Regions from separate parts of the Homo sapiens genome. Here region 2 is linked to region 1. Evidence: chromatin loops called from intact Hi-C (ENCODE). Cell type or tissue: mucosa of descending colon. All regions are shown on one strand. Each heading gives the region's core, and the rest is flanking DNA. Links, peaks and the distances in the headings are about the cores only.

Evidence for each region. Peaks named below come from ENCODE experiments on the same cell type or tissue, not always from the same donor. Only the 100,000 strongest peaks of a DNase experiment are listed, where the experiment ranks them.
Region 2: it touches region 1 in a loop (4-fold over the local background); 64 of 110 quality-filtered maps call a loop at or near these places.

Annotation. Positions count from the first base shown.
Region 1 is chr13:28,799,145-28,810,565 of GRCh38, reverse strand. No RefSeq gene overlaps it. Among named protein-coding and RNA genes, the nearest start is that of MTUS2, 15 kb to the left of the region's middle. In mucosa of descending colon, for the core only: no CTCF peak of the experiment used is centred there; no DNase peak of the experiment used is centred there.
Region 2 is chr13:28,678,107-28,689,527 of GRCh38, reverse strand. It overlaps POMP (proteasome maturation protein), which reads right to left. Exons shown (of 6, transcript NM_015932.6): 6 at 10,569-11,421. Among named protein-coding and RNA genes, the nearest start is that of POMP, 25 kb to the right of the region's middle. In mucosa of descending colon, for the core only: no CTCF peak of the experiment used is centred there; a DNase peak (open chromatin) is centred at 5,077.

The DNA.
Region 1 (11,421 bases), core at 3,780-7,779:
CATGACCTTATTACCTCCCAAAGGCCTTATTTCCAAATGCCGTCACCTTGGATGTTATATGTCAACATACAAATTTTGGAAGAGCACATTAAATGTACATGTTAGTCTGTTCTCACACTGCTATAAAGAAATACCAGAGACTGGGTATTTTATGAGAAAAGAGGTTTAACTGGCTCATAGTTCTGCAGGCTGTATAGGAAATGCGGTGGCTTCTGCTTCTGGGGAGGCCTCAGGAAGCTTCCAATCATGGTGGAAAGCAAAGGGGAGCAGGCATCTCACATGGTAGGAGCAGAAGAAAGAGAGGTATGGGGGGAGGTGCTACATGCTTTTAAACAACCAGATCTTGTGAGAACTCACCCACTATCATGAGAACAACACCAAGAGGATGGTGCTGAGCCATACATGGAAAAATCCACCCCCATGATCCAACCACCTCCCACCAGGCCCCACCTCCAACACTGGGGATTACAATTTCACTTGAGATTTGGATGGGGACACAGATCCAAAGCCAGTCTCCCCAAATCTCATGTCTTTCTCACATTGCAAAATACAATCATCCCTTCTCAACTGTCCTTCAAAGTCTTAACTCATTCCAGCATTAACTCAAAAGTCCAACGTCTCATTTGAGACAAGACAAGTCCCTTCCACCTATGAGCCTGTGAAGTCAAAAACAAATTAGTTACTTCCAAGATGCAATAAGGGTACAAGGGTTGAGTAAATATTCCCATTCCAAAAAGGAGAACTCTGACAAAAGAAAGGGGCTATAGGCCCCATGCAAATCTGAAACCCAGCAGGACAGTCACTAAATCTTAAAGCTCCAAAATAATCTCCTTGACTCCATGTTTCACACCCAGTGCACACTGGTATGAGAGGTGGGCTCCCAGGGCCTTGGGCAGCTCTGCCCTTGTGTCTTTGCAGGGTTCAACCCCCATGGCTGCTCTCATGGGCTGGCGTTGAGCACCTGTGGCTTTTCCAGGTGCGGGGTGGAAGCACTTGATGGATCAACTATTCTAGGGTCTAGTGGATGGTGGTCCTCTTCTCACAGCTCCACTAGGCAATGTCCCAGTGGGGACTCTCTGTGGGGCTCCTACCCCACATTTCCCCTTCCCACTGCCCTAATAGAGGTTCTCCATGAGGGCTCCACCCCTGCATTAGGCTTCTCTCTGGACATCCACGCTTTTCCATACATTCTCTTAAATCTAGGCAGAAGCTCCAAACTTCCACTCTTGCATTCCGTGCACCCACAGACTTAACACCACATGGAAGTCACCAAGGCTCATGGCTTGCACCCTCTGAAGCAATGGCCCAAGCTTCACTTGGGCCCCTCTGAGCCACAACTGGAGTTAGAGCTAGAGTGCCTGGGATATGGGGAGCAGTGTCCTGAGACTGCACACAGTAGCAGGCTGCACAGGGTAGCACGTCCCTGGGCCTGGCACACTAAACCATTCTCTTGTCCCAGGCCTTTGGGCCTGTGATGGGAGAGGCTGCCACAAGGTCTCTGAAATGTGAGGTCTCAAAAGTCCTCTTTGAGGCCTTTTCCCCTTTGTCTTGGCTATTGGCACTTGCCTTTTTAGTCTCGCAAATTTCTCTAGCAAATGCTTGCTCCACAGACTGCTTGGATTCATCCCCTGAAAATGGGCTTTTCTTTTCTCTATATGGTCAGTCTGCAAACTTTCCAAACTTTTATGCTCTGCTTCCCCTTTAAATATAAGTTCCAACCTTAGATCATTTATTTGCTCATGCATATGAGCATAGGCTGTTAGAAGCAGCCAGGACAAATATTGAATACTTTACTGCTTAGAAATTTCTTCCACCAGAAGGCTAAATCATCACTCTCCAGGTCGAGGTTTTACAGATCCCTATGGCAGGGGCACAATGCAGCCAAGTTCACAGCTAAGACAACAAAACTGACCTTTGCTCTGGTTCCCAATAAGTTCCTCGTTTTTATGTGACACCTCCTCATCCTGGCCTTCTCTGTCCATATTTCTATCAGCATTTTGATCACTGCCATTTAGCCAGTCTCTAGGAAGTTCCAAACCTTCCCTCATCTTCCTGTTTTCTTCTGAGCCCTCCAAACTCTTCCAACCTCTGCCTGTTACCCAATTCCAAAGTCACTTCCACATGTTCCAGTGTCTTTATAGTAATGCCCTACTCCTTGGTTCCAATTTTCTGTGTTAGTCCATTCTTGCATTACTATAAAGGAATACCTGAGACTGGGTAATTTATGAGAAAAGAGGTTTCATTGGCTCATGGTTCTGCAGGCTGTACAGGAACCATAGCAGCTTCTGCTTCTGGGGAAGCTTCAAGAAGCAGGGCAGAAGGCAAAGGGGGAGAAAAGCATCTCACATGGCCAGAGCAATAGCAAGAAAGAGAGCGGGGACGTGCTACACAGTTTTAAATAACCAGATCTTGTGAGAACTCACTCACTATCATGAGAGCAGCACCAAAGGAATGGTGCTAAACCATTCATGAAGGATCCACCCCCATGATCCAATCACCTCCCACCCAGCCCCACTTCCAACATTGGGGATTCAACGTGAGATTTGATGGGACACAGATCTACACCATATCAATTTGTAACACTTTTTCTGCTGACTCTCACACTGTGGGATATTTCCTAATATATTTGCAATTGTTTATTTAGAGATCTTTTTTTTTTCCTGGACTCATTTTACTGATGGGTTGGTCTTTTTATAATCCACACTTTTACTGATGATGCAGCCCTTAAAGGCTTTATGCAGAGATTTTAGCTCCGACATCTCCGGTTGTAGAAACCAAAGATCTAATCTTCTACCCACAAAACATCAAAACCCTAGTTTATAGGTCATCTATTTATTGAGTACTGTACCCACTTACTTACCACTCTGGCCTCATCTTTCTCTTTTTCTTTTAGTGCCTGGCTTACTTTCTTGTGAATTTAGCTATGCATTTAAATGTGTCATTATGGCCTGAGTTCTCCTAAATGCAGACCATGAGACAAAATCTTATGTGCAGGTAATTTATTTGGGAAATGATCCCAGGGAACAGCAAAAAGACATGAGTGAAGGGGGGAAAAACAATATTAAAATTCATTATCAAGTTAGCCACTGCTCCAGATGACTTATGCTTGATCTTGCTGGGCTCTTATAAAATGCATCACAGATACATCTCCTTGCGTCGCTCATATCTCTTGTGCTTCCTACTAAACTCAATTCGTAAAATAGTTCCATTCTCAGTGGCAGCCAGCAGTAATCTCTAAAAAGCCTTAATACCAGTGGGTTAGAGGACCAAGCTACAGCCTCTTCTGTTGTGCCTGGTGCCTAGAAGGTAACTGATAATGAACATTTTCCTCCTCTATTTTCCATTCCAGATTTTCTTTACCTCTGCCAAGACTTTGGCCAGGCTAGTTTACTTGTCAGGTGGGGCTTGGCCCCTTAGTGGCCTTGTCTCTGTTTAGCCATGACCTCTTCAATTGCCCATTCATTGCTGTTGCTGGTCATGGAAGCACTCCCCTGCATTCTGGCATACTCCTGCCCACCTTGCGCAGCAACAATTGTAGCTCCTCACGATAACCAGGATCAACATCTCCTGCCAGAATAATAACTACTTTCTTTGCCTGCTGGTCTATTGGCATGGGAAGCTCAAAGTGACCAGATGGTAGTTGTACCTTCAAGTTCTTTGGAACTATTGCAGTGATCAGAGCCTCTAATCCAGCAAAGTCCAAGGTTTCAGAGGAAGCACACATTATGAGTGGGTCACTGGGAGTATTGATGAGAGGACCTACTCCTTCTTCTGTTCTGTGGTTCTTGGACCAATATATTTTAGCTATTGACCACACAGCACCACATTAGCCAATAGGTTAGCACACATACCTGAGAAGGTTTTGCCACAAAATATATGTATATACGTGTGTGGGCATGCAGGTTTGTGAGTGTATGTATAAGCTTCTTATTCCTGGAGGAGGGTCTGTATTTTTCTGCTCAGGCCGAGCTGAAAGCCAACATTGGGTACCAGCATGGAGGCAATGGCGGGACCACGTGGGCAGATCTTGAAGAGCACAACACCACGTCATGGGGCATAAGCCTTAGGTGATATTTACACAGGAAATCAAGCAAGTGGAGTTTTCTCTCCTCTAGCAAGAGGGAATGACCTGCTTCTACCAGCCCAGATGTTCAAGGAAATCTAGGGATTCAAAATACTCAGGCTTGTCAGCCCTAACATCCCTATCCAAGACCTCAGGACCTTCTTGTCTTGTATCAGAGCCCTGATTCTGACACGGGAGACCAGTTGAGGCTGTGCCATCAGTCTCCTGGGAAGCTCTGCCACAATCCTTATAATTATTTTCCCCAAACTGTTACATTTTAAACATACTTCAAATCTCAATGCTTTCATTTCCATTTTTGCCTCAGTCTAATCCATCAGATGAGAGAATCTTTTTTTTTTTTTTTTTTTTTTTTTTGAGACGGAGTCTCGCTCTGTCGCCCAGGCCGGACTGCGGACTGCAGTGGCGCAATCTCGGCTCACTGCAAGCTCCGCTTCCCGGGTTCACGCCATTCTCCTGCCTCAGCCTCCCGAGTAGCTGGGACTACAGGTGCCCACCACCGCTCCCGGCTAATTTTTTGTATTTTTAGTAGAGACGGGGTTTCACCTTGTTAGCCAGGATGGTCTCGATCTCCTGACCTCATGATCCACCCGCCTCGGCCTCCCAAAGTGCTGGGATTACAGGCGTGAGCCACTGCGCCCGGCCAAGAGAATCTTATTAATTTTGGTGCCACTGCGTACCAGGATTATCACTCTCAATGTATGCTAGCAATGGAGTCCTTATTGCTGTCTGACTGGAAAGTGATCCAGCCAAAATCCCATCCTGAGGGGCTGTTTTCCAGAGCTACTTCTAGAACTGTCTTAGCACAGGTTGCCCTAAAAGCAGAGAACGAGGGGGTGTAAGAGGAAGTTCATGTTCAAGTAGATTACTGGGTAAATGATCCCAAAAAGCAGCTATATAGAAGGCAGTTGTAGAACATGGAAGGAGGTCATGTAAAATATTGGATGCTTTATTGAGTTGGCCACTCAGAAGGTGAATGGCATCGGATCTTTCCAGGTCCTTTGAAAGAACATGTTATAAAACGCATCTCAGAGCACCTCTGCCTGGTGGCGGCACCGTCTGAAACATAAGGAGCGCCCTCTGGTGGCCACACCGCCTGGGAAGTGAGGAGCGCCTCTGCCCAGCCGCTGTGCAACCCTCCAGGTGTGAAGTGGCAGCCTTGTGTGTGATCTTTCTGCCCTCCTCAAGTTTGCATTTTCCACAGTAAAGTTTACTTTTAAATTAGAAGATTTAAATTGGGGAAGATTAAAAAATGCGTCTCAGAAATATCCTCCTGGGAGATGAAAGGGGACACTCTTTTAGCCACTGGCTTCCATTTTCTATTGGTCAAGGGCGGTGCAGGAGTTTTAACTCACCCACTCAGCTAGAGTGTGCATGTGTGAGAGATGAGAAGTGTCTACAGGTACCCCATGCCATGATGCCAGAGATTCTTCAGGGAGGAAAGCGAGAGATCCACAGGGCATAATCAAGGTGAGGGTACTGCCTGGTTACACTGGCATGAGGCTGGTCTAAGCCTCTTGAAATCGGTTGCTGCAACAGCAGCTGGAACAAACAGTGGGACCAAGGGAATTTGCAGAGATCTCACAAGCAGCATCCATCACAGCTATTCATTGGATATTTTATAGTATTTTAAAGTATTTAAGTCAGGAGTTTTTTTTTTCCTAGAATATGCAGTCTCTCTAAATCTGGAAGGAGAATAACCACACTAGTCTCTGTGCATGTGTCTATGGAGTTGGCTTGAGAAGTCTCACAGTGGGATGGGAAAAGCACCAAATATGTCAAAGCCAGAAGATATTTTTTCTGGTCTTACATTGGCTATATAACCTGAGCAGGTTACTTAGCTTCTGTGAGGCACAGTTTCTCCATCAAAAAGGAAGGGGAATAAGAAAAACTGTGTCACCTCCCTTGTAGGACAGGAATCAAAGATGTAATAAATGCAAGTGTGTTTTATAAACTGAAAAATGCCATACATATATAATTTATGATAATTATAAACATTAAGGCATATTCTTGGTGACCTGGCTGTCCTCTGCACTCCCAGAACAAAACCCACACTGAGACTTGGGCTGTTGATAAGAAAAAAATTGACATGAGATGGATGCTTTCGAGGAGAGAGAAAAAAGTAACCAGATGTGATAGTATTCTTTACAATGAAGCAGACGTGTTCCAGTCACATAAAATGTGACCAGAAGCAAGGTAAATGGAACCCTTGTGCACTGTGATGTGAATATGAGATGGTACAGCCACTGAAGAAAACAGTGTGGAGGCTCCCCAGAAAACTAAAGACAGAACTACCATATGCTCCAGCAATTTTTCTTCTGGGTATATTCCCAAAAGAATGGAAAGCAGGGACTCAAACAGATATACGCACACCCATGTTAATAGTAGCATTATTTACACCAGCCAAAAGGGAAAAGCAACGAAGTGTCTGCTGATGGGTGAATGGATAAACCAAATATGATCTATCCCTACAATGGAATATTATTCAGCCAAAAAAAAAAAAATCCTGATACATGCCACAACATGGATGAACCATGAGGACATTATGCTAAATGAAATAAGCCAGTCACAAAAAGACAAATACTGTACAATTCCACTCATACAAGGTACCTAGACTAGTCAAGTTGATGGAGACAAGAAGTCGGATGGTGGTTGCCAGGGGCTGGGGGCAGGGGGAATGTGGAGTTGATGTTTAATGGGTACAAAGTTTTAGTTTCACAAAATGGAAAGAGTTCTGGAGGTGGATGGTGGTGATTGTTGCACAACAATGTAAATGTACTTAACACTGTTTAAAAATTGTTACGGTGGTAAATTTTATGTGTATTTTACCATAATTTTTAGAAACGTAACCAGGGATTGAAATAATATAGAAGGCAAAGGGGCGATTTTCACAAGAGCACCCACGGCATCAAGGATCAATGGGATCTTTGTCTTCCTAGGCGTTTTGTCCTGGATCTGCGTAAGGCTGGGGGTGTGTGTGCAGGCATCTCCATCCAGTGATGGGGAGCCATACCTCCCCATTTCAAACACACTGCCCAGCTCCTGGGTACGTGTGCCCCATAAGTCCTGCTCCACATACAGAGGCTCAGGACCGCCCAGCTTCTCCTCATCCTTCCGCTGCTGCTTTGCCACCACCAACCTGGTTCCAGGGAGAATGGTAATCCTTTCATCCTGAGCAGGGAAAATGGAACAGAACAACCAAAGGCCCAAAGGCAGACCACTCTAGCTTCTGGCCGTGTTGCTTAGAGCCAGCCTTAACTGTCTTTCCTCCCTTAGCAGGGTTCATGACACATTGCCTGCAGTTACTAAATACCATCAACACCGCCTCCTCCAATGTAGATTACATAGTTGGTTACCGTTCTTGAAAATGGCCTATGATTTACTTTTGGCTTTAATATTCAAGAGCTGAAGGACTTCTTTTTGTTCTTCTAAAATTTGGTTACAATTTGGAGTACTATAGCTAACACCCTAAAGAAAAAAAAGGCATAAACTGCGTTGGCTGTTTTTGTCTCAATAATGCACACTCCTTTTGTAAGTTTGCCTTGAAAGTCTGTTTTTACTGAGATTTGAGATTGCTCTGCTTTTTGTTTTCTAGTGGCAAAAATTATGGGAAATGAAACAAAATCATAAATTCTGTCCCTAGACCTGTGGTAAATTCCCCCAGGCAATTATGTTTGCTGTGGCGAAAACATTAGTAAAATAAAATGCCTGCAACCCTCTTTGTGCTATTTAAATTTCAAATGCATTATAAGTCCCTTGGGAATATGACATTAATTTAGGGCTATAACTAAAATTCCGTATTTTAAAAAACATGTTATTTGCTTCCCTTTGCTTTTTTTATATACTTAATAGTGGATTAAACTTTAGTTATTATGGCAAAGCCTATTGGAAAGTGTACACATGGATTTTACCACAGAATTTGCCGTAGAGCACACAAAGAATCCTTTTCAGGAAACCTGATCTATTCAAACTAGTTTTTCTGATGTTTCCCTACCTGTTATTTATGTTAAAGATCTAAAGTCCTCATCACAGAAGACCTTGCAAGAGGCTTTCTTAGCAGAATGACAATCCCCTAGCATTTTACCTATGATCTCAAAAAGGCATTTCTCTGCCAAGTAGTAAATATTAACCCCCAAAATCTGAATATGATTGTAAAATTGCAGAATGCTGGTACACACATTACTTATATTCCTTTGAGCCTTCCATATTTTGGCCAGTTTGGCCCAAGAAAGTCCTTTTCTTTTTTTTTCCTAGGCATTCATTTCTCAACAGGTGTTCACTGATCATCTACTTTGTGCCAGCACAGTGTGACAGCAGTAAACACATCACACATAGTCTCTGTACTTAGGAAATTCACATCCTAGGCAATTTCAGATTGTGCAAGGACCATGGAAAAAATAAATAAGATCCTACGATAAAAACTTGGAAGGGTTGAGTATGTACTTTGGCTGTGAGTCTCCAGCACTGTCTTCCAGGCAGAGGGAAGGAAAGTGACAATTCCCTGACGTGAAAAAGAACTCACTAATTGTATCTTTTTTTAACTACAGGTTTTTTAAAGCCTTTATTTCCTCACAATTGAATTATTGGGATACAGAAGTTAACATACTTATGGCTATATATAATAGATTGTATATACATACATATATGTATGTGCATATTATGCACATATACACATACACACCTGTGTGTGTGTTGTGTGTAAAGAGAGAGATTCAACTAAAAAGACTGCACCAATTTGTACTCCTAACATCAATGTACAAGAAAGCCTATTGTTTCACCTTTATTTTAATCTCCGTTTAAAAGTCTTGCAAATCTGGTCAATAAAAATCATATCAAATTTCTTTTATCATTCATCATATTAATATAACATTGAAAAATACAGAGAAATTTATGTAACATATATGTAGGTTATAAAACAAAATAACACATGAACTCATGACCCAAGCCAAGGCCTGCATCCCTTAATGGGCTCCTCCTCTATCCCATTCCCTTCGCCTCCTCCTCCTCATGCCACCCCCCAACATAACCTTCATCCTGAATTTTAGGTCGATTCTTTCTGTCTTTTAAAATAATTTTATCACATATGTATGGATAACTGAATAATATCTTGTGATGTTTCTTTTTAGCTTTATAAAAACTGTATCATCCTTAATAAGGTTCTGCAACTTGCAATTTTTACTCAGTATAATGTTTCTAAGAGTCATCTATGTTGTAGCACACAATTGATGTCAACTCATTTTCTCTGCTATACAATAATCCATCATTTCCCTGATGGGTTGTTTCTAGTTTTGGTTAATATGAATCCATATGAACATCTCATAAAAGTCGCTTCGTGTATCAAAAAAGTATTCAAAATAATGCCAAACATTTTTCTAATGTGGCTGCACAATGTCCCGTCTCTCCAGCAATATAGATTTCCCATTTGTTCTCATCCTCTTCAAAACTTTATATGGTAAGAGTTGTTAAATTTTGGCAATCTAGTGGGTATAAAATATCTAACTGTGGTTCTACTTGGTATTTCCTTGATTACTAGTGAGACACAGCATCTCTTCTTATGGTTATATGCCATACATATTTTCTGTTTTGTGAAATACCAGTTCATTTCTTTTGCCTATTTTTCAATTGTGTGGTCATATATTACAGATTTATAGATCATTGCGTATGCACTATACTAATCCTTTGTTGGTGATATGTATTAAAATATGTTCTCCTGAGTGTGGCTTGACTTTAATTTTCTTTATGTCATTTTTTTTTTTTTTTTTTGAGACGGAGTCTCACTCTGTCACCCAGGCTGGAGTCCAGTGGTGCGATCTTGGCTCACTGCAACCTCTGCCTCCCAGGTTCAAGCGATTCTCCTGCCTCAGCCTCCTGAGTAGCTGGGATTACAGGTGCATGCCACCATGCCCGGCTAATTTTTGTATTTTTAGTAGAGACACAGCTTCACCATGTTGGTCAGGCTGGTCTTGAACTCCTAACCTCGTGATCCACTTGCCTCTGCCTCCCAAAGTGCTGGGATTACAGGCATGAGCCACCGTGCCCAGCCTATGTCATTTTTAAAGAAGTCTTCAAAATATAATACATATGAAAGCCCTAAAATTAATCCTATTTCTAATTGGAAAATGTTTAAATTGAAAACTCATTAAGATTATACAAGTAGTTGCCGTTTTAACTGACATGTTTGTTTTCATTTTTTTCTTTTTTCTTTTTTTTTTCTTTAGACAAGGTCTTGCTCTGTTACCCAGGCTGGAGTGCAGTGGAATAATCACAGCTCACTGTAGCCTTGAACTCCTGAGCTCAAGTGATCCTCCCACTTCAGCCTCCAGTGTAACCAGCAGACTTCATGCCCAGCTAATTTATTATTATTATTATTATTATTTTGTAGAGACAGTGTCTCACTTTGTTGCCCAGGCTGGTCTTGAACTCCTGGGGTCAAGTGATCCTCCTGCCTCAGCTTCCCAAAGTGTTGGGATTACAGGCATGAGCCGCTGCACCTGGCTTAAGTTTTTAATTAAATTAGCATGCCAATTCTTTTTTTTTTTTTTTTTTTTTTTTTTTTTTTTTTTTTTTTTTTTTTTTTGGTGATGGAGTCTCGCTCTGTCGCCCAGGCTGGAGTGCAGTGGCTCAGTCTTGGCTCACTGCAATCTCTGCCGCCCGGGTTCACGCCATTCTCCTGCCTCAGCCTCCCGAGTAGCTGGGACTACAGGTGCCTGCCACCACGCCGGGCTAATTTTTTTATATTTTTAGTAGAGACGGGGTTTCACCATGTTAGCCAGGATGGTCTCAATCTCCTGACCTCGTGATCTGCCCGCCTCAGCCTCCCAAAGTGCAACTATTCCAATTACATTGTGTTTAACCAAGTTGAAATTAAGCTTTCATTTGCTGCCCAATTTCTCTAGAGAATCTAAATTTACTAGAACCTCATAGTAATTCACATCTCTGTTACTTATTAGCCAAAATAATGAAGCTGCTTTCAAAAAAATTTACTATTTCCAGTTTCTAGATTATCTTATGAAATCTCTTGCCTGTACAATCTGGAATGGAAGAATATACACTTTGTTGTTAAAAGAACTAGAAACATGTCATGCAAATGGCTTCTCCATATTGAAGGTATGCTGGCATGGGTGAGTGTCCGTCAGGGGAGCCTTCCCCCATTCTCCCAGGTGGAATCTGTTGCTCTTCCTTCTGTAGTCCCGTAGCTGTGTGTGTGTAGAACTTGCATTGCAATGTACTTTTGTTTACATGTTTGTTCGTCCCCTTTGGCTGACCTCATGCCTTATTTATTTCCAGTTGTCTAATACCTATCTTGGTCCTTATCACATAGGAGATGCTCAATAAATATT
Region 2 (11,421 bases), core at 3,457-7,456, 120 kb after region 1:
CTACCTGACTTCAAACTATACTACAAGGCTACAGCAACCAAAACAGCATGGTACTGGTAGCAAAACAGATATATAGACCAATGGAACAGAACAGATGCCACAGAAATAACACCACACATCTACAACCATCTGATATTTGACAAACCTGACAAAAACAAGCAATGGGGAAAGGACTCCCTATTTAATAAATGGTGCTGGGAAAACTGGGTAGCCATATGCAGAAAGCTGAAACTGGATCCCTTCCTTATACCTTATACAATAATTAACTCAAGATGAATTAATGACTTAAATGTAAGACCTAAAACCATAAAAACTCTAGAAGAAAACCTAAGCAATACCATTCAGGACATAGGCATGGGCAAAGACTTCATGACTAAACACCAAAAGCAATGGCAACAAAAGCCAAAATAGACAAATGGGATCTAATTAAACTAAAGAGCTTCTGCACAGCAAAAGAAACTATCTTCAGAGTGAACAGGCAACCTACAGATTGGGAGAAAATTTTTACAATCTATCCATCTGACAAAGGGCTAATATCCAGAATCTACAAAGAATTTAAACAAATTTATAAGACAAAAACAAACAGCCTCATCAAAAAATGGGCAACGGATATGAACAGACACTTCTTAAAAGAAGATGTTTATGCAGCCAGCAAACTTATGAAAAAATGCTCATTATCACTGGTCATTAGAGAATGCAAATCAATACCACAATGAGATAGCATCTCACGCCAGTTAGAATGGTGATCATTAAAAAGTCAGGAAACAACAGGTGCTGGGGAGGATGTGGAGTAATAGGAACAATTTTACACTGTTGGGAGTGTAAATTAGTTCAACCATTGTGGAAGATAGTGTGGTGATTCCTCAAGGATCTAGAACTAGAAATACCATTTGACCTAGCAATCCCATTACTTGGTATATACCCAAAGGATTATAAATCATTCTACTATAAAGACACATGCACACGTATGTTTACTGCAGCACTGTTCACAATAGCAAAGTCTTGGAACCAACCCAAATGCCCATCAGTGATAGACTGGATAAAGAAAATGTGGCACATATACACCATGGAATATTATGCAGCCATAAAAAAGGATGAGTTCATGTTCTTTGCAGGGACATAGATGAAACTGGAAACCATCATTTTCAGCAAAGTTACACAAGAACAGAAAACCAAACACTGCATGTTCTCACTCATAAGTGAGAGTTGAACAATGAGAACACGTGGACACAGGGAGGGGAACATTACATGCTGGGGCCTGCTGGGGGGTGGGAGGGCTGGGGGAGGGATAGCATTAGGAGAAATACCTAATGTAAATGACGAGTTGATACTTAATGTAAATGTAAATACCTAATGTAAATGACCAACATGGCACATGTATACCTATGTAACAAACCTGCACATTGTGCACATGTACCCTAGAACTTAAAGTCTTATAATTCAAAAAAAAGAATTAGAAAAAAAAGATACAAAATCAGAGAATTAATTTAAAAAAATACACCAACCAAATATTTGATGTCTTCTAGAGCCTCACCTGACAGATAAGGACTCATAAACTCAAGGTAAAGGTGTGGAAAAAGATATTCCACACAAATGGCAATCAAAAGTGAGCAGGAGTAGCTACTCTTATATAAGACAAAACAGACTTTAAAGCAACCACAGTAAAAAAAGACAAATAAGGACATTATGTAATGATAAAAGAATCAGTCCAACAAGAAGACACTACAATCCTGGATTTATATTTACCTAACACTGGAACTCCCAGATTTATAAAACAATTCCTACTAGACCTAAGAGATGAGACAGACAGCAACACAATAATAGTGGGGGACTTAATACTCCACCGAAAGCACTAGAGAGATCATCAAGACAAAGCCAACAAAGAAACAACAGACTTAAACTATACCCTAGAACAAATGGACTTAACAGCTATTTACAGAACATTCTCAACAACTATAGAGTATACATTCTTCTCATAGGCACACGGAACATCCTCCAAGATAGACCATATAACAGGCCACAAAACAAGTCTCAATAAATTTAAGAAAATTGAAATTGTATCAAGTATCTTCTCAGATCAGAGTGGAATAAAACTGGAAATCAACTCCAAAACTATATAGATACATGGAAATTAAATAATCTGCTCTTGAATGATTTTTTGGTTAACAATGAAATCAAGTTGAAAATTTAAAAATTCTTTGAAATAAATGATAATAGTGACACAAGTTATCAAAACCTCTGGGATATAGCAAAAGCAGTGCTAAGAGGAAAACTCATAGCATTAAATACCTACATCAAAAAGTCTGAAAGAGAACAAACCGACAATCTAATGTCACACCTCAAGGAACTAGGGAAACAAGAACAAACTAAACCCAAAGCCAACAGAAGAAAAGAAATAACAAAGGTCAGGGCGGAACTAAATGAAATTGAAACAAAAAAAATACAAAAGATAAATGAAACAAAAAAGCTGATTCTTTAAAAAGATACACAAAATCGATAGATCATTAGTGAGATTAAGAAGAGAGAGGTCCAAATAAGCTCAATTAGAAATGAAACTGGAAATATTACAACTGACCTCTGAAATACAAATGATCATTCAAGGCTACTATGAACACCTTTATGTGCACAACCTAGAAAATCTAGAGGAAATGGATAAATTCCTGGAAACATATAACCCTCTTAGATCAAATCAGAAAGAAACAGAAGCCCTGAACATACCAATAACAAGCAGCAAAATGGAATCATTTATTTAAAAATTGCCAATGAAAAAAGTACACGACCAGATGGATTCATAGCTGAATTCTACTAGACATTCAAATTGGTACCAATCCTACTGAAACTATTCCAAATGATGAGAAAGAGGGAATCCTTCGTAAATCATTCTATGACACCAATATCACCCTAATACCAATAGCAGGGAAGGACATTTAAAAAAAAAGAAATCTACAAACCAATATCCCTGATGAACATAGATGCAAAAATCCTCAAACAAATACTAGCTAACTGAATCCAACAGCACATCCAAAAGATAATACATCATAATCAAGTGAGTTTCACTCCAGGGATGGTTTAACATACACAAGTCAATAAATGTGATACATCACATAAACAGAATTAAAAATAAAAATCATATCATCATCTCAATAGATGCAGAAAAAGCATTTGATAAAATCCAGCATCGCTTTAGGATAAAAACCCTTAACAAAATAGGCATAGAAGGGACTTACCTCAAAGTAATAAAAGCCATATATGGGAAACCCATAGCCAACTAGCCAACATCATTCTGATTGGGGAAAAGTTGAAAATATTCCTCCTGAGAACTGGAACAAGACAAGGATGCCCACTTTCACCATTTCTCCTCAACATAGTTCTAGAAGTTCTAGCCAGAGCAATTAGGCAAGAGGAAGAAATAAAGGGCATCCAATTTGGAAAAGAGGAAGTCGAACTGTCGCTATTCACTGATGATATGACTGTATACCTAGAAAACCCTAAAGACTCATCCAAAAGGCTCCTACGTCTGATAAATGAATTCAGTAAAGTCTCAGGTTACAAAATCAACATACACAAATCAGTAGCACTGATATACACCAACAATGACCATGCTGAGGATCAAATCAAGAACTCAATCCCTTTTATAAAAGCTGCAAAAAACAAACAAACAAACAACCTAGGACTCTACTTAACCAAGGAGGTGAAAGAGCTCTACAAGGAAAACCACAAAACACTGCGGAAAGAAATCACAGATGACACAAACAAATGGAAATATGACCCATGCTCATGGATGGGAAAAATCAGTATTGTGAAAATGACCATACCGCCCAAAGCAATCTACAGATTCAATGCAATTCCCATCAAAATACCATCATCATTTTTCACAGAACTAGAAAAAACAATCCTAAAATTCATATGGAACCAAAAAAGAGCCCACATGGCCAAAACAATATCAAGCAAACAGAACAAATCTGGAGGCATAAAGTTACCGGACTTCAAATTATACTGTCACAGGATCCTTAGGGTGTCGCTTTTCCAGCTGGAAGCCTCTGTGGCTGTGGCGCCTTTGCGGGAGTTTTGTTTGGGCCCACTGGGCTCATTCTGCCCACTCGGCCTGGCAGGCTGCGCTTGGCTTGTGCCACCAGCCCAGATCCCATTCCTGCCAAGGGCAAGCCAGGCACAGTGTGGCAAGGGGTGCGTGAGTGAGCGAGCACGGGGTCTGGCCACTGTGCACAGGCAGGCACACTGGCTGCTGTGGCGGGGCAGACAGCTCCAGGCACCCGCACAGGCACTGGCTCTGTGCGAGGCTGTGGCTGGACCAGGCATACCGCAAGTAGCTTCCACTGCAGGATCCAAGAAATGTGGTGGCATCTGGAAGCTTGGAGATGCCAGGAACCACAGGGTTCCAAAGAGGGTATCACAGCCCTGGCTCGGGGAGCTCTTAGGTCTGGGCTTCCCAGAGGGCCACAGCTCTTCTCTCCTTCTCCTTCTCACAACATGGCCAGTGGGTTGGGGGGTGTGTTTCAGCCCTGTTTGTGTTATAGATCTTTCAGTTCTGCCATTTGTCAGGTCCCAAGTTCTTGTTCCATGTCCAGAAAGAATGAGGTACGTGGACAACTGGCAGGTGAGCAAGGCAAAGAGGTGCTTTACTGAGTGACAGTACAGCTCTCAGGAAACACGAAGTGAGTAGCTCCTTTCCACGGGCAGGTCATCTGGATGAGTGCAGCTCTCAATGGAGAGGAGACCTGGAGTGGGTAGCCACTATCTGCAGGCAGGTTATCCCGATGTCTGTGCAGCCCTCAGCAGAGAGGAGATATAGAGTTGGTAGTTCCTATCCGCAGGCAGGTAGTCCCTACACCTCTGCAAGTCTGGCTGAACCCAGTGCTTTTCTGGGCTTCAGAAGGGAGAAAGTGTGTGCTGATTGGTCCATGGGCAGCCATGGGCCGGCCCAGAAAAAGCACCATTAAGTTCTTACTCCATCCAGGCTGCAGACTCCTCACAGAACTGACAGCCCAGCCCCCACGCTTCAGGCCATCCCTGACTTGAAGGTGTGGCTTCACTGGAGACACGCCCCTTTCTGCCCAGGAGCCTGTCTGCGTCCTGCTGCTGTAAGTCATGTCATCCATGGTGCCCAGGCTGTTTGTGCGGAGGGCCACCTGCAGGCCCATGCCAAGCCACCCTCAGCACCACCTTGGCCTCCCTCTCACGTTTGTCGGCACCCAAAGTCTGGAGGGGGCCTAGGTGGCAGGGGGGTGGGATGTCATTGCCACCCTGAGCATGCACACCCGGCCGAGTTGTGACAGTACCCAGGTTCAGCCTCAACTTTGCTCAGAAATTGGAGCAGGTGCCGGGAGCAGCAAGAGGCCAGGCAGCAGGAGCAGGCACTCCCAAGCCTGCAGGGGCGGGAGACCTGGAGTGGGTAGCTACTATCTGCAGGCAGATTTATGGAAGAACACATCACCTATGAAGTGACTATTTCAAAAATAATGAACCTGAACCTTATCAAGATTGTAGATTCAACTAGCAGTTTATAGGCAATACTAAGGAAAGAAAACAACATGTTAGACTATCACAAACAGGCAGACAGTGAAATCTAGACTGTGGGAAACTATAGAGCAACCAACTTGGTTTTTTCAACAACTAGCAAGACAAAGAAAAATGAGATGGAGGTGGAACCCATATATTTGGACAATTGGCACAATTTATATATGACACTTATTGGACCATTAGGAATTTGAACGATGGGTATTTGTCAGGAATTACTGTTAATAGTTTTATGGTTATGCTAGTGTTATAAACTGAAATATTTACACATGAGATGTCTAGAATTTCTTTTAAGGCAATATTGAGGGGAACAATGGGTGTAAAATATAGATGAAACATGATTATTATTGAAGACAGATGATGGGGACATGGGATTATGTTGTATTTTTCTACTTCTGGATATTTAAAAACTTCCATAGTAAAAAGTTTAAGAAGAACAAATGTGCACCACTCCTTGTGCCTTATCAGTTTCCTCCATCTTATCTTCTCTTAAATTTTATTTATTTATTTATTTATTTATTTATTTATTTTTTTGAGACGGAGTTTCACTCTTGTTGCCCAGGCTGGAGTGCAGTGGCGCAATCTAGGCTCACTGCAACCTCTGCCTCCCTCTGCTGTTTTGCTTCCTGGTTTCTTTCTTAGCCTGCTCCAGGTTCAAACAATTCTCCAGCCTCGGCCTCACAAGTAGCTGGGATTACAGTGCGCCACCATGCCCAGCTAATTTTGTATTTTTAGTAAAGACAGAGTTTCGCCATGTTGGTCAGGCTGGTCTTGAACTCCCGATCTGCCTGCCTCGACCTCCCAAAGTGCTGGGATTACAGGCGTGAGCCACCGTGCCCAGCCTCTCTTAAATTTTCATACCCTAGTGCCTACTTCAAAGCTACCACACAGAATGGAGCAAGAACCACCACTCCCGATCTCACTCTCGACTTGCTCATGCTGTGATGGGCAGAACATTGGTAGTGTTAGGGTCAGCAGTTGTTCCCCTTATGGCCAACATGGTATTTCTTTGGCCGTAATATCTATGATTATGATAACAAAAATATCTCAAATTATATTTGATACTCTGAAATAACAATGAAAAATGCTAAAATTAAATTTAACATTTTGACATCAGTCATTTTCAAATTGAAGTCCTGCTCAATAAAATGGTTAGGTTTAGGCCATCAAAAGGGTACTGTGTAGAAATAGACTCTAAAGCATTTAAGAAGAATCCATGAGTGCATAAGGACACTTGAGGAGAGGAAGAGAGATGTGGGGAAACTCTGCTTTACAACTTGTCAGCCAAAACAAGTAGAAAAAGAATGCCACGATTTTGTAGCCCTCTTTTGACCCCCATGACCATGTTATAAATGATTTGGGCAAAGATTTTCCATGGATACTAAAACCTCAGTGAAAAGTTCTTGGGGAACAGGATATACACAAGGTCTCAAATTATTGCTTCACAGACTACTTATTGATTACAAAAAGAAAACTGTACTTTTACAGTAAAGATCTCTGATAGCCATCACCCATTAACCAGGTGATCAAACTTGGCATCACCAGCAAGCGGGACACCCTGATATTGTATGACCCCTGATGAGCTGCAGTAAGAAGCAGACATCGCCACCGCTGTGGATGTCCTGCCAAAAATGTTTCTCCTGAATTTACTCACGAGGAAATAAGACAATATGTTAGAGACATGAAGGTTATATGGGTGCTTTTGTTATTATTCTTCTAGATTTTCTCTAATTTTGAAATTTTAAAAATACAAAAGTATTGAGTTAAAATCAATTCATCTCTCCAAAAGTGTGGCAAAAGTCAAAGCAGAATTCTACCTGATCCTCCACTGACCCAAAGCCATATCCTCCGTGACCTCTATTTTGTCACAGTGCTGAACAATATAACTTTTTCCTGTCTCCATTAAGCCAAGACATTGAAAAGCAGCAAAAAGCAAAGTACAGCTGACAAAACAGGTCTACTGGCTCCAGAAGTAACTTCCAAATCTGGAAGCAAATCCTAAACTTTCAAAACTTAATTTTTCATCTTTAAAGTTTTTAAAGTCGGCTGGGCACTGTGGCTCACACCTGTAATCCCAGCACTTTGGAAGGCAGAGGCGGGCGGATCATGAGGTTAGGAGTTAGAGACCAGCCTAACCAACATGGTGAAACCCCGTCTCTACTAAAAATACAAAAATTAGCCAGGCGTGGTGGCAGGTGCCTGTAATCCCAGCTGCTCAGGAGGCTGAGGCAGGAGAATCGCTTGAACCCGGGAGGCGGAGGTTGAGTGAGCCGAGATCACGCCACTGCACTCCAGCCTGGGCGACAGAGCGAGACTCTGTCTCAAAAAAAAAAAAAGTTTTAAAGTCCATTACACTTTTTCAACCTGAAAAAACAAAACAAACAAACAAAGACAGCCACTTGGGAGGCTGAGGCAGGAGAATCGCTTGAACCTGGGAGGTGGAGGTTGCAGTGAGCCAAGATTGTGCCACTGCACTCCAGCTTGGGCGACAGAGTGAAACTCTGTCTCAAAAAACAACAAACAAAAACAAAAACTAGTAGTATATTCTCATTCTTTAGGAATATTTAAAGATCTATAACATATTAAGTATAGGTTCTTAATGAAGCATTTCTTGTATATGAAGGAAATTGAATTTCAATTTTGAAGTCATGAGGAAAGTAAGTCCAACAAAGTGTCACAGCATTTTTTGTTTTATTGAAACAGCAGGTCAAAATTTGGTTAAATTTGACTCTGGCCACACTTCTGAAGAGATGAGTTGATTTTAACTTATATTTAACTTATATTTCATGTGTTTGAATAAACACATTTATCCAACTGTAGAATCCAATGAAAGAATTATATTTCACATAGTTCTTCCATTTTTCAAAAGCACTTGTTCAGATCGTTTTTCTCATTCTTGAATGTCTGCATTCAAAGAAATAACAAGCTGGGGGCATGGTGGCGTACACCTGTAGTCCCAGCCACTCAGGAAGGTAAGGCAGGAGGATCACTTGAGCCCAGGAGTTCGAGGCTTTGGTGAGCTATAATCATGCCTGTGAATACCCACTGCACTCCAGCCTGGGAAACATAGCAAGACCTCATCTCTAAAAAATAAAATAAACAAAGGAATAACACAATGTAGAAGAGCACTGAGATGTATTCCCTGTCCTCCAGAAAAAGGGATAACACCCATGGTAAAGGGCAAAATTAAGAAAAAGTAATAAGCCTGTTATTTACATTCTGTAGAGTGAAAAGTTGTGTTTAGTGCAAGAGCCATCCCGTGGTGTGCGTGTTCAATTATACACCAAATCCCCAACACTTCCAGATGGTAATAGCCACCAACTCCTTTGTTCTCATATATATTAAAAGGCTTAATATAAAATTAGATTGTGCCATTAGGTATGCTTTTTAGTATTAATAAATTTTAATCAAGGACTGTGATATCATGACTAGAAGCTTGGAATCTACAGCCCCATTCAACCAACCTCATCGTCTAGGAAGGGGAGAGGGATTGGAGAGTAAGTTCATAATTGATCATACCTACAAGATGAGGCTTCTATCAAAACCCCTGAACTTTCAGGTTGGTAAACACGTGGAGGTGTCCGGAGGGTGGTGTGCCAGGAGAGGGCATAGAAGCTCCTAGCACCTTCCCCCTTACCTTGCCCTATGCATCACCTCCATCTGGCTGTTCATCTGTAGCCCTTGCAATATCTTTTATAATAAATAGATAAATGTAAGTAAAGTGTTCCCCTGAGTTCTATGAGCTGCCCTAGCAAATTATGAAACCCAAGGAGAGGGAAAGTGGGAACCCCAATTTGCAACCAGTCGGTCAGAAGCACAGGTCACAACCTGGGAATTGCAATTGGCAATTGTCACTAACACAAAGGCAGAGCAAGCAAAGAAAGGGAATAAAGCATATAAAAGGTTCTCAACGTGGAGAGCTTTCAAAAAATATACTTCCTGGGATCCATTTCAGACTAGTCCTACTGGAATTTATGAGATTAAAATACTGACACTAAAATTTCTTCAAGATTCCCAGCTGATTCCTATAAGCATCCAGGGGTGAGGGCCACTGGTAACACAAAGGTTAAAAGAGGAGAGAGGAGGCAAAAAGACCATCAGAAAGTGTTATTTGTGATTACCAAGTTCTATATTAAAGCCTCACATTTTCCATTTAAACTACACTCTTAAACACAGTACCCTCTACTGGTCAGGAAGGGTTATCTATTATTCCTAGGTTTAAGGTACAGAAGAAATCTCCAACTTCCTTAATTAAGGAGAATATATGTAGAAGCAATTAGTGAATCTTTATTATTTCTACATTTTCTTATTATTTAAGTGTAAAGTGGGCTGGAGAACACTGTATTAGCAAAGACGATTCTAAACTTAATCTCAATAGGTAAGAGCAAGATATCTATTTTAAAAATGTGTAACGGGCCAGGTGCAGTGGCTCATGCCTGTAATCCCAGCACTTTGGGGAGGCCAAGGCAGGAGGATTACTAGAGGCCAGGAGTTCAAGACCAGTCTGGGCAATATATAGCGAAACTCCATTTCTATAAAAAAATAAAAAATTAGCCAGGTGTGGAGATGCACCCCTGTACTCCCAGCTACTTGGGAGGCTGAGGTGGGAGGATTGCTTGAGCCTGGGAAGTCTCAGCTGCAATGAACCATGATCTCGCCACTGTACTCCAGCCTGAGCAACAAAAGAAATTTTTTAAGTGTACTTGACTTTTCTCAAGGTTTGTCAACTTTAGCAACTACTGACATTTTGAACCAAATGATCTTGGTTGCAGAGTGCAAACTGTATGTAGATGGTTTTAGAATGTTCATAAGTAAGTTTTTTAAAGACATAGAATGCTACTGTACAAATATAAATTGTGAGTTTTAAATTCATTTCCCTTTAGTGTCTTCAACTAGTTACAAGACCATAAATTGATGCTGATGTTCCGTGCATTTTAGGATCTTTAGCTGTATTCCTGGCTTCTACCCACTAGATGCCAGTAGCAGCCCAACCCCAAAGTTGTAACTCCAAAAAGTCTCTAGACATTGCCAAATGTTTCAAATCAGTAATTTATCTAATCAAAGATGTTCCTAAGAAACTGATAATCAAAATATACTTTTAATTGTAAAAGATGATCCATTCACTAATGTTCTAAAAATGTAAATTTTTATATATCAACTTCATAAAGAATACCTTACAGTATCTTGTAATATATAAATTAAGAACAAGAAAAAATGAGTTTTACTTTTCTTTAACAGTGTTGCTTGGCAATATATTAATTACATATTAAGTCTATGAAGTAAAAGTTTAACCTACATCTACTGGTTGCTTTAATTTTTCACTTAAAGACCAGACCAAAATCAAAACCTTGGAACTTCTACTTTTCAACCTGAAATAATCAAACAATAACTATAATCCTAAAATAGCACTGACACAGTAAATATTATTCTTATGAGTGTTAATGGACGACACTGATATATCTCATATTGTAATCAATTTGAGAGTTGCCACTGAAATCAATTAAAAATGTTTATTCTGAAAGATGCTACTATAAAGTTTATAGACTCAAATGCTTATAATGCTTAATCAAAACTAAATTTACAAAAAAACCTAGAAACAGGTTGAATTGAAACCTGTAGATCATTTTATAATATTCATGAGCAACAACTTTTTTAAAGACAAAGGCTACTGTTTTAATATAAATTAAGAGCTTTAACATGATCTCCCTTTAGTGCTTTTAATTGTCACATGGCTGTAAACCAAAGACCCCTCCAAATTTTAAATGATCACTGATACTACTTGAGCAGAAATTCTCAGGTGTCAGTACTTTTAATGTTGTGTACATCAAATTACAGTACAAAGATGACTATAAACAAGATGCAGCCCTCGGTTTCCATGAACAGCAC